Regions from separate parts of the Homo sapiens genome. Here regions 2 and 3 are each linked to region 1. A link is a contact called in ENCODE Hi-C or POLR2A ChIA-PET data. All regions are on one chromosome and are shown on one strand. Each heading gives the region's core, a stretch centred on a gene start or an enhancer-like site at or near the end of the contact. The rest is flanking DNA. Distances are from core to core; before and after follow the strand shown.

Region 1 (3,678 bases), core at 562-3,061:
GATATGTTAACTTGGGCTGGCCATCCAAGACCTGGCAAGACCTCTTTGAGGCCATTTCCTTACAATATTGTTAAAGGTTAAATGAGATACTGCTAAATGAGATATTGCACGTGTAAATTATGAAGTACTTCTGAAACAAGAGAAGCTTGAAACTACTACCACAAGAAATGTGATACAGTATGAACAAGAGATGAAGTAAAGCACAGCCAAGCAGCAGGGAGGGTAAAGGTGAAGTTCAAAGCAAGAATATATAGCAAACCCAAGTCCACACAGTTTTTGTGACTTCCTCCAGCCTACTGGAGAGGCGAATGCCGATTTTGAGAGTAGATGCAAGAAGGACAAGAGGCTGAAAAAAATCTAGGTAAGGACTATTTAAAAATCTTTGGAGATATGCTTAACATTTGGAAATTACTTGCACATTTTATATAAAGGTGGCATTTGACTCATTGGCGTGTTATATTTTGGAAATGGCCAAACATTTCATTTTTATATTTTATAATGGTTTTTTTTTTTTTTTTCATATTTTGGGGTTAACTTTTTTTCAGATTCCATACTTTTAAAAGCTTAGGCTCCAGACACTATGCCTATAGCATGAAACAGATAATGAAGGAATCAAGTGAAACAGTCGCCCACTGGGTACAAATTAAGTAGGGAAGGTCATGAACAAAGAAAGCAGTGAGGGCCCAGTAGACAAGCTGACGCAACTGGAGATAACAACAGGTGGAGGGGAAAGGAGCAGCTGTTTCCATTTTTGGAATTTTGGAGAATCAGGAGACGCCTGGTAAGGCCAGAGAAGGTGGCCGTGTAATTATAAAGTTAAAGGGGTCGGACGTGTTCATCTTCCCAATTAGTTTTAAGCCCACAAAGGGCTTGTCCCTCATTGCCACCGTCCATTGTCTCACTGTGACCAGGCAGGAGCCCTCCGTGATTGACTGATAAAAACAGCGGGTCCAACTCGCTCAGCTCGTTTCTGTTACACAGGACTGTGGAATCCCGGGTGACATTCAACTCCTTAGGTCATCTGCACTCCCCCCGGACCGGAAAACAAAGCCTTCCCGAGCCCGACAAGGAGGGTGGCGCTCCCTGGCCCGGCCGAAGTAAGCCCTCCATTCGACACCTCGGCTCCACGGTCTCCCGAACCGGTCCCCGTAACGCGAGCCTGAGATGCCCTCACCCCCGAAAAATACCCAAAGTCGGGGAGCCGCGGGAGTGCTTGTACCCAGCACGCTAGGCCTGAGGGACCTGTGAGCTACAGTAAGCGCCTGAGGACAGAGGGGAGCCTCGCAGCCTCAAACCCGCGTGGAGGAGAAACGTCTGGCGCCCCCGAGCGGCCGAGACCTCGGGAGCCCGAAAAACGTCTCCCACTCCCAGCGCAGAGCCAACTGACAGTGCCATCCACCAATGGGAGAACCCAGTCTGCGTTCGTGGGACGAGTCCGAGGGCAGAAAGAAGGCCGTCCCGGCGCCAAATCAGCGTGGCTTTTTAAGAGGTCCTGAGGCCTCTCTGGTCACCACAGAGAGAGGGACAGTCCCTGTGAAACGGTGACGCTGACTACACTATGCCGCTCGCTCCGAGCCTTGGCCTTTTCCTCCCGCCGCACTCTAAGCCCTTCGGCCGCCCCGCCCACGGCCTTGTCAGGTCCCGCCCCCCGCGTGAGTGGACTGGCGAAGATGTGGAATTTCCAAAACTTATTGGATGCTTAGTGGCGTCACTCTGGAGGGCGGCGGGGCCCGGAGCGGCGAGGGCCGCCGCTCTCGGACGGTGATTGGACTCGCCGGAGTAGACCGGGCTGGGATTGGTGTGAGGAGGGGCCAGAGCCCGCGGGCGTCCCGGGCCGAGGCGCGGGAGAGGCGGTGGACACCGAGAAGCCCGCCGGCGGCTTGCAATTCCCTCACCCGGCGCGCGCCTTTCGCAGAGGGAAGGAGCAAGAGGGCCCCTACCTCATCGTGCGCGGGTGGGGTCGGCGCTTGTCGCGTGTGGCGCGCAGTGGGGCGGGCGGCGGGAGGGGGGTGGCAGTGGAGGGAGCGAGAGGTGCAGGGGTGACTTTGTTGGCAGCAGGACTAGCTGGAGAGCTAGACCTGGAAGCGCATCCGGGGAGGACTTGCGGGGCAGAGGAGGGCGTGGGCGTGTCTGGTGTGGGATGCAGTGGAAAGGAGGGGGCCCTCCTGAGTAGATCTGTGGGTGATTCCTTCGAGGACGCCTCGTCTTCCCGTCTGCCCTTTTATTTGTCAGCGAGGGAGTCCCCATGGTCTCTGTTCAAGTTCTGGAGACTTTCTCTTTGGGTGGGCTTAATCACCTGCTACTAAATCGTAGAACTGCCCAGGGCCCTTTCTAATATTGGTCACAAACGTGAGGAGTATGTCAGAAAACAGAAAACCGCTGCTGGGCTTTGTAAGCAAACTCACTAGTGGGACTGCACTTGGGAACTCAGGCAAGACTCACTGCCCCCTGTGCTTGGGGCTTTTCAAAGCCCCCAGGCTCTTGCCTTGTTTGCATACAGTTTGCACCACGTGTCTGGAGCAGCTGGAGCCCTTCTCAGTAGTGGACATCCGAGGGGGAGACTCTGACACAAGCTCTGAGGGGTCAATATTCCAGGAACTCAAGCCACGAAGTCTGCAGTCGCAGATCGGCATCCTTTGTCCTGTATGTGATGCTCAGGTGGACCTGCCCATGGGTGGAGTGAAGGCTTTAACCATAGACCACCTGGCCGTGAATGATGTGATGCTGGAGAGCCTACGTGGGGAAGGCCAGGGCCTGGTGTGTGACCTGTGCAACGACAGGGAAGTAGAGAAGAGGTGTCAGACCTGCAAAGCCAACCTCTGCCACTTCTGCTGCCAGGCTCATAGGTAAAGATGGGACACTCCATCAGGTGTAGCTTAAGAGCAGATTACAAAGAGGTGTCAAGACAAATCCCTCGGTGAGCAGATGAAAAGGAAAGCCTTCTCAAATACCGTGGAAGGTCAAAGAGCAATATAACAATGCAATAGCAAATACTCCAGTACAACAGTTAACCCGGTTAGCCTAATATAGTACCTAATATATAGCCTAATATAGCAATAGCAATAAACCCTTTCAATTTACAAAGTGCAGCTACAGTTTCCTTCAGTCATTCGTGTAGTGAATAATTGTACTGGGTGCTGGAGAAACAGGAGAATGAATATAACAGCATAGATCCTGTTCTTGATCTCCTTCGATCTTGCAACTCTTACAGAAAAGCAGGCCCTGTTTTCGCCCCCATTTATTAATTGGGGAAACAAGCTCAGCAATATTATGTGATTTGCCAAGGTCCTACAGTTGGTAAGTGTGTAACAGAACTGAGTATTAAATCCAGATCATTTTGACTACATTCCAGTAACCCATGCTGTGCTCCTAGAATAGGTGATGATGATTGGCCGGACCTCAGCTTTTGCTTTGTGTACCTTAGAGTTACTCTGGAGCTTGGTGAGGTGGGCTGGTAGGTGTTAATTGGGGTGCAGACTATGTGTTTTATGGCATTTGGTGAATAGTTTGTCAGATGGATCACTTTTGTCCCTTCGTACTCTTACCTTACCCCATCCTAGGACACCAGAATATAAAATGACCACAGTTTTAGGATTAGCCTAAAATAGGTTTCGGGTTCTACTTCCATTTGTTTTCTGGCTACACTAACAGAACAAGTTTGTAGACTTCACTCTATTT
Region 2 (3,744 bases), core at 973-3,472, 310 kb after region 1:
AAAGGAACACACAAAATAGCAGTGACCTTATGTAATAAGACATGACTGGCTTAGTAAGAACTGAGCTTAGACACCACTGGGAAGAGTTAAATGCCATTTTTTTCCCAACGTATCCGTGGGCACTTGGGCCTCCCTTCTGTCTTTGCATCATTAACTTATGTAGTTATGGGATTTATTAAGTAAAGGAGGATCTTCTTTTGGGAAAAGAGAATTAGGATCTTGACTTCTCCCGCCACTTGCCCCACTTTGAAGTTTAAGAACATAAATGTGTGTTGATGGACTGGGGTGGCTCTGATTGAGATCAGAGTGAAGGAGTTAACTATGGTACCTTCAAAAGGAGAGAGTCTGGACCCAGAAGCAACCTACTCCATCCAAGTAGGTCTTAGAGGAAATGAGTACAGTATATGCAAATAGAAAAAAATAGCCCCTTAACTGTGTAAAATGTAGGTGTTGAGGACTGACAGTCCTAAATTGGATTTGTGGTGGTGTGTCTTTTGGCATGTTGCCTACTTCTGTCTAAGTCTCATCTATGAAGAGGACATATAATAATAATATGCATAACTCCTAATATTTAAATGAGGAATAAATATGAAACAATTGATGTAAAGTACTGAGTGCTATATGTAGCACATAATAAATGCTCAACAAATGTTATATATAAAACTACTAATCACACATATATCACTAAAGAGCTGAATCACTTGGGATTTTGGCATTTTCAATATGGGACATTCCTAGATGACTTGAATACTGAGGTCTTTATTATATCTTGGAGGATTCATCTTCATCTGGGAGATCTGGTCAATTCTTGCAGCTGGCAGTGAAAACAAGAGAGTACTAGGAGAGTTAGAGAAAGGTGTCCAGCTGGGCTCCATCTCTGCAGCCCTGCAGAGCTTTGACGTGGTTGTCTAATCACCACCACCAGGTGTGAAATGGTGGAGTGGGAAGCCTAGGAGACCAGCAGGTGGGGCCATCCCAAGAAAGTGTGGGGAGGTCCCCAGATAGCCATGGAGTGCAGCCCCTCTAGTGTTGAGTGAGTTTCTGCTCTCCCAGCAGGGGGCAGCAAGTGACGAGGACAGCCATTTAACTCAGGGGAATCACAGTCACTTGGGAAGAGAAACCCTAGGTAAACAGCAAATTTCTTATTAATTTGTGATGTAGTGATTCAGAGTGATTTCAATATTAAAGTAAATGTGACTGTATTTTGCAGTCACATGCTGGCAGGGCCAGAGCCTGTGGGTAATAATAAACATATTATTGTCAATCAATGTTAACAAAAGACTTGGGCAAATCACAGCAGAATGAATGCAGATTGCAAAATAAACACATGAAAGTATTTCAGCCTCACCAGTACAAAAAATGTAAATTTAAACAAGGTAGCATTTTTAATCTGCCAAACTATCAAAACATTTTTAAAAATAATAACTTCTGACTAGTTTCGAAAAAATTTTATGCTTTGGATCCTGTTTGTACATCATCTTATTTAGTCCTAATAGTAGTAAGGACCAATCTCATTTTATGACTGAAGAAACAATCTCCAAGAACTTGAATGATATAAAGATGTCAATTTGAGGCCGGGCACGGTGGCTCACGCCTGTAATCCCAGCACTTTGGGAGGCCGAGGCGGATCCGCCTGAGGTTGGGAGTTTGAGACCAGCCTGGCCAGCATGGTGAAACCCCGTCTCTACTAAAGAAAAAAAAAAAAAAAGAAATTAGCCGGGCGTGGTGGCGGGCGCCTGTAATCCCAGCTACTCGGGAAGCTGAGGCGGGAGAATCGCTTGAACCTGGGAGGAGGAGGTTGCAGTGAGCTGAGATCTCGCCATTGCACTCCAGCCTGGGCAACAGGGCGAGACTCCGTCTCAAAAAAAAGATGTCAATTTGAATATACATGTTAACCTCTTCTTTATCCTGAGAAGCTACTGAAATGATAAATAATTATTTGTTGTTGAAGGCTGTCTTGTGTATCGCAGGACGCTTAGCAGCATCACTGGGCTTTACCCACTAGACACCAGTAGCAACCCCAACTCAGTTGTGGTAACCGAAAATTATCTGCAGTATGCCAGATGTTCCCTGGGGGACAAATTCACCATGAGTTGAGAATCACTGGGATATGGGCTATCTGAGAGTGAGAAATTTCAACAGAATTCTTGCAAACTGGTGTTTGAAAGAGTAGGCTGGAAGAAACCACAGCTTGATGTGCCCACAGAGCCACCGTAGGGTGCAGACAGGATGACAGCTGGCTGGCCCGCAGCACCTCAAGGCTCAGAAACTTCCGGCACCAAAAGGCAGAGTCAGAGAATTAAAAATTAGATTAATTAGAATTCTGTTTAGATAATAATTTGATTCCTGGTCCATCTTAAAACATGAGTATGAAGAACTTTGGCAGGAAGATCTTTAGGAAAATGGGAGACTTAAAAGAATACTTGATGTAATGGTGCCAAATGTGAACTATAAGGAGAACAATGCAAGAAGAAAAGCACAATTAAAAATGCCAGCCTAAAGAAAAAGAGACAGAGAAGTCAATGCATAATATTAATATACAACGTGTTGAATAATATTTGTGCAGTTACAACAATTATTATTTTGTTAATTATAACATAACAAATATATTAATGGTAATTATAACAAGATATTATTGTTATATTACTTAATAATTGTAGATTTATTATTGCTTTGCTTAAACACAGCGATATAAGTTTATTGGGAGGATGTGAGAAGAAAAGAGTGAGGAAGTGTGGAGTTGATGTAAATTAGCTAAGTCCTAATCTTTTGCAGCAGTAAATGAATAGATAATGTCTAAAATTTTGAAATTATGAAATAAACATATTATTGTAAATACCTAAAATAATCTAAAAACATTAAGAGTAGTGGCATCTGGGCTGTGAACAGGAGGGCAGAGCACGGTAGGCCAGGGGACTGGTGTCTTTTATTATGTCTTTTGAGAATACTGATTTTTAAAATAATCTATGTTATTTTGATAAAAAATTTATAATATCTAGAGCTGTTGAAACTGTAATGAGAGGAACACTCTCATTTGTTGCTAGTAGAAAAGAGTGTCTTGAAAGAACTTTTCTGAAAAATAGTGTAACAGCTTCTATCAAGAGCCTTAAAATATTCATAGCCTCCAGGAATGCATCCTTAGGAAAAAACTAGAAATGTGGGCCAAAACTTATATAAAAAGCTGAATATCATGTTATTTGTAACAGCAAAAAGTTGGAAACAACTTAAATATCCAGCAGTTGGGGAGTGGCCAAATGAATGGGTAGCTATACACCTTTAAATATGTGTACGAAGAACTTTATGTGGAGACAGGCTTACAAAATGAGAAGTAGAAAAAAAGCAGGGTATACAACTGCTTCAAAGTCCTTAACTGTGTTAAAACACGGATGTGCAGAAATAGAACTAGAAGGGAATGTACTACCATGTTAACACTGGCTATCTCTGGGATTTGGGTAAATTTTATTTTCTTCTCATTTTTTTCTCAGTTTTCTAATTTTTCATCAGTCAGTATGTATTAATTTTATAAGCAGAAAGAACATTAATGTTACTATTTTAAAAGAAAAAGTAATAATCTTGAGTACAAAATATTTTGCCACAAAACAAAACCTGTCGCTGTGTGGCCAAGGCCTGGAGGGTGAGGGGGGAAGGTTGCTGTTACCTTTTTCAGGCCTTCCTGGAACCCATAAAGGTTGATTTCCCACTTTACAGTCAGCTAGAGACTAGGACTGGAACAAAAGACTAATG
Region 3 (3,629 bases), core at 964-3,463, 350 kb after region 1:
TGCACTAACATAAAATAACATTTTTTCACATTTTAATATCTCAGGAATGGGATTGTGACTGAAAGTTGACTGTATCTTAGTATTTGTTACAATGCAACTGAGAAGTGTTCTTCTCTTTCTTAGTGGCATGTAAAAGAATGATGCCACTTAAAATCAATGCCATCTTCAAATTAGTTAAATATAGTTGTTAAAAAAGAAAAAGAAATACAAAAAGTTGAAAACAGTAGTTGAAAAATCAATGACATCTTCAAATCAGTTAAATACAGTAGTTGAAAAAGAAACTACATGTTTGTGTAAACAGAAAGCCAAATGAGCCTTGCTCATGCTGTTGCCTCTACATGGGTAATTCTGTACCTCTGCTTCACCAGTTCAATTAATCTATTACAACGCAACCCAAACGTCCCTCCTCTAGGAAGCCCTCTTTGTCACCCCAGTCTTACCACTCAGTCTGGGTTCAAAGTCCTTCCTCTGGGTTCATGCACTTGCCTCTGACCTATATTTATCATACTGCATTGCATTTGTCCCATGGTTGGTCCGTTTCTTGCCTACCAGGTGGTGAGCTCCTTGAAAGCAGAGATGCAATTGTACACCTCTGTTTTCCTAGTGCCTAGCACAGAGCCTGACACATAGTAGAAGTTCAATAAATGTTCGTTGAATGAATGAACGATGAAGGATTGAATAGGGTGTATGTGTTTTGTACCATATGTAATGCCACAGGAGTTCAGAAGAAAGGCAGAGCCCAGGGCTGAATAGACCAGGGAAGATTTTCTTAAGGGAATGGCGTATGAGCTGTTCTGGTGAGATAGCCAATGAAATCACTCATGGGTATCATGAAGAATGAGAAAGGGGCAGAGCTAGGACCCTCATCTCTCTCTCTCTCTCTCTCTCTCTCTCCTTTTTTTTTTTAGACGGAGTTTTGCTCTTTTGCCCAGGCTAGAGCGAAGTGACACGATCTCACCTCACTGCAACCTCCACACCCCAGGGTTCAAGCAATTATTCTGCCTCAACCTCCCGAGTAGCTGGGGTTATAGGTGCGTGCCACGATGCCCGGCTAATTTTTTTTTTTTTTTTTTTAAGTAGAGAAGGGGTTTCACCATGTTGGCCAGGCTGGTCTCAAACTCCTGACCTCAGGTGATCTACCTGCTTTGGCCTCCCAAAGTGTTAGGATTACTGGCACGAGCCACCATGCCCGGCCAGAGCCCTCATCTCTCTACTGGGTAGATCCTGTGGCAATTGTTACCTAGCTGGATTTTGTGTTTGAATTTTGGGAGGCGATGAGGTTTCATTCATCATTGCCCTTAGTAATTAACTCTGGTTGCTGGAAAAATAGACTCTCAGATTCAGAGGAAAAAGTAGTTCAATCCTCAGTGAGCTGTCACAGGAAGTCCTGAATGTACTTAGTTTTTGTGGTTTAGCCCTCAGAGCTTCCTGCCAGAGTGTAACAAGGTTTAGCAAGTCTAAGAAGCCAAGGAGAAGGCGGGCAGACAGGACCACAGACAAGGCACCAGCATTTCAAAGCAGGTGCCTTCTCACCACCTATTGTTTTAGAACTCTAACTGAAAACTATTTTTTTCTCCCCACTTCCCTCAAAGTACAGCTGCATGACTGCTAGCTGGGGATGGGGTCTGACCTTTTAATCATAGTCATTTAAGACACTTAAGATTTGATTCAACTGAGTTGTCTCTTAGCCTATCTTTTTGTATGTCATCTGATGAGTTCATGACACCTCCAGTATCCATAGATTCCCTTGTTTTGAAGGATGACAGTACAGGTCATTATGACCGTGTCTGAACAGTCAAGAAAGTAAGACCTAAAATGTTAAGTTTTCTGGTGACTCCTGTTAACGTTTGTGCATGGAGGCTTTAATTCATTATGGAAATCTACAAATAGGTTGTTGGACCCAGCTTTGCAGCTGAGACCTGGGGAGCATGTTCGGGTCATTCTGGTGAGGACTAAGGAGGTCTCAGCCGGATTGAGTTGACTGAATTTGATCCTGCTGTCACACCAGCGAGGCTCTTTCTTATTCGGCAGCTTCCTCTCCTCGACACTGGGATCCTTCACACAATGAGCAGACACGGGTCTAGTCAAAGCTTTTATTTCACTTTTACTCACAGGATGGTGGGCAAGTGTCCACCAGGGCACATAAGAAACTCCAGAGTCTCTTAAGCAGATAGGCTGCTTGTAGTGAGACCCAGGCACACCAATCACTTGATTTATCGCATCTACACATGACCTGAGAGGGGACAAGAAATCTCTAAGATTTCTGTGCTCGGTCCTCTACCATTCTTGCAATCACACTTATATTGCTTCTCCTTACTGGTGTGATGGAGCTCTCTGAGGAGACCAAAAACTCCAGATGTTGACCACATGGCTGAGTTCGAAGATGCAGAGGTGGCTGTGGCCCACAGCCTCAGGAGGTGACAATGTTCTGCACACAGAAAACACCTCATGGAAGTACGGATATGCACATCAGGAGGGCAGAAATCCACAGTGCTTTTTATTGAAAAAGACAGTTTCTATCTTTTTTAATTAGAGGAAGGGGACAATGAGTTTTCTGCTGCCCCATGGGGAGGTTTTGGCTGAACTCGAGGTCTGGGGAGGGGCGGGCCTTTCTGCTGGTGAACTTGTGTGCCCGACGGAGCAGGAGGCCTCTTCTGAGGCTGGTGCTGAACACGGTGTCCAGGAGGCGGGGGACGATGACTAGGTGCCTGGGAACGATGACCAGGTGGTGGAGGAGGATGTTGGGAAGTTGCTGGATTCTGAGGGGTTGAAGCTGGAATTTGGTGGGGCTTCCGGCCCCTTTCTTCAGTAGCTACTCTGTGGGCTCTTGTCTCCAGCTCCTCATCTGCAACAACAAAACCTCAATAGAGTTCATCTTGGCCAGGTGAAATCAATGTAAATATTGAGTACCTTTTATATGCAAGGCGCCATGCTAGCTGCTTTGGGGGATGCAATGAGGAAGCAGAAGTTGCCCCTACTATCTGAGAACTCTAAGCTTGTAGGAGAGAAAGAAGTGCTCACCATAAGGTAGAGTGAAAGCCTAGGACAAGAGAACTCAAGGAATCAGCAGGAAGAAGACACATGGGTGGAGGGCTTTGTGCCTGGGGCTCCCATGATCAGAGAGAGCACGCAGACCTGGAACCCTACCTCTGTGCTGACCTAGAAATTGTTCCCTGAGAGCAAGAACCTCATGGTTAGAGCGCATGGGAAGGGGTTATGAGCAGTCATGGAGGATATTAGTAACTACATTCCTTCTGAGGCATTTCTATGTTAGATCTGCCTTTCCCCCAATTCTACTGTCATGCAATCCACCTTCCGGCAAGAGGTTGGAACACATGCAAGGAACTTTTTGTCCTTAGAAATTTACTCGCTTCTCAGAAATTCAAGACCTATGTTCTTGGCCTTAGGAGGGAAAGAACTCCTCCTCTCCTCACCCTTCAGGATTTTCTTCTTTGTGTGACTTCAGTCCATGAAAGCAGGCCTACAGCTACTCGTAATGTAGTTTTTCCTGTACTCTTAAAATCACAGGGAATCTGTGAAGGTGCCCAGCTGCTAGAGGCCTGGAGCACCCTGCTGGCCCCTCTGGACTCCTTTAGGCTGTAAGTTAGGTATTTCAGTCCCTGCACCCA

Evidence for each region. Hi-C counts contacts between places; a loop is a spot of excess contacts on that map. ChIA-PET counts read pairs that join two places held with the same protein, here RNA polymerase II (POLR2A). Pooled maps may share reads with other maps.
Region 2: a pooled map shows a loop between it and region 1 (11-fold over the local background). The contact joins the enhancer-like site here to the promoter of TRIM45 in region 1. A Hi-C loop is called at or near these places in 1 of 168 maps with a recorded cell type or tissue (naive thymus-derived CD4-positive, alpha-beta T cell) and 6 of 50 pooled maps. POLR2A ChIA-PET finds 5 or more read pairs at or near these places in 1 of 52 experiments (activated CD4-positive, alpha-beta T cell).
Region 3: a pooled map shows a loop between it and region 1 (4-fold over the local background). The contact joins the enhancer-like site here to the promoter of TRIM45 in region 1. A Hi-C loop is called at or near these places in 4 of 50 pooled maps. POLR2A ChIA-PET finds 5 or more read pairs at or near these places in 3 of 52 experiments (CD4-positive, alpha-beta T cell, H1 and K562).

Annotation. Positions count from the first base shown.
Region 1 is chr1:117,119,882-117,123,559 of GRCh38, reverse strand. It overlaps TRIM45 (tripartite motif containing 45), which reads left to right and starts at 1,811. Exons shown (of 6, transcript NM_025188.4): 1 at 1,811-2,846. The coding sequence starts at 2,359. RefSeq lists an enhancer at 1,377-1,546 and a silencer at 1,857-2,046.
Region 2 is chr1:116,815,074-116,818,817 of GRCh38, reverse strand. No RefSeq gene overlaps it. Among named protein-coding and RNA genes, the nearest start is that of CD2, 63 kb to the right of the region's middle. RefSeq lists an enhancer at 877-1,171. Within about 2 kb of position 2,222, at least 3 of the 41 ENCODE cell types and tissues checked have a DNase peak (open chromatin) inside an H3K27ac peak, as active enhancers do.
Region 3 is chr1:116,767,680-116,771,308 of GRCh38, reverse strand. It overlaps CD2 (CD2 molecule), which reads right to left. Exons shown (of 5, transcript NM_001767.5): 5 at 2,080-2,845. The coding sequence ends at 2,526. Among named protein-coding and RNA genes, the nearest start is that of CD2, 15 kb to the right of the region's middle. RefSeq lists cis regulatory regions at 1,331-1,362, 1,437-1,459, 1,534-1,557, 1,625-1,645 and enhancers at 1,131-1,660, 993-2,092, 793-2,092, 593-2,092. Within about 2 kb of position 2,213, at least 5 of the 41 ENCODE cell types and tissues checked have a DNase peak (open chromatin) inside an H3K27ac peak, as active enhancers do; they include CD4-positive, alpha-beta T cell, where a contact is called at or near this core.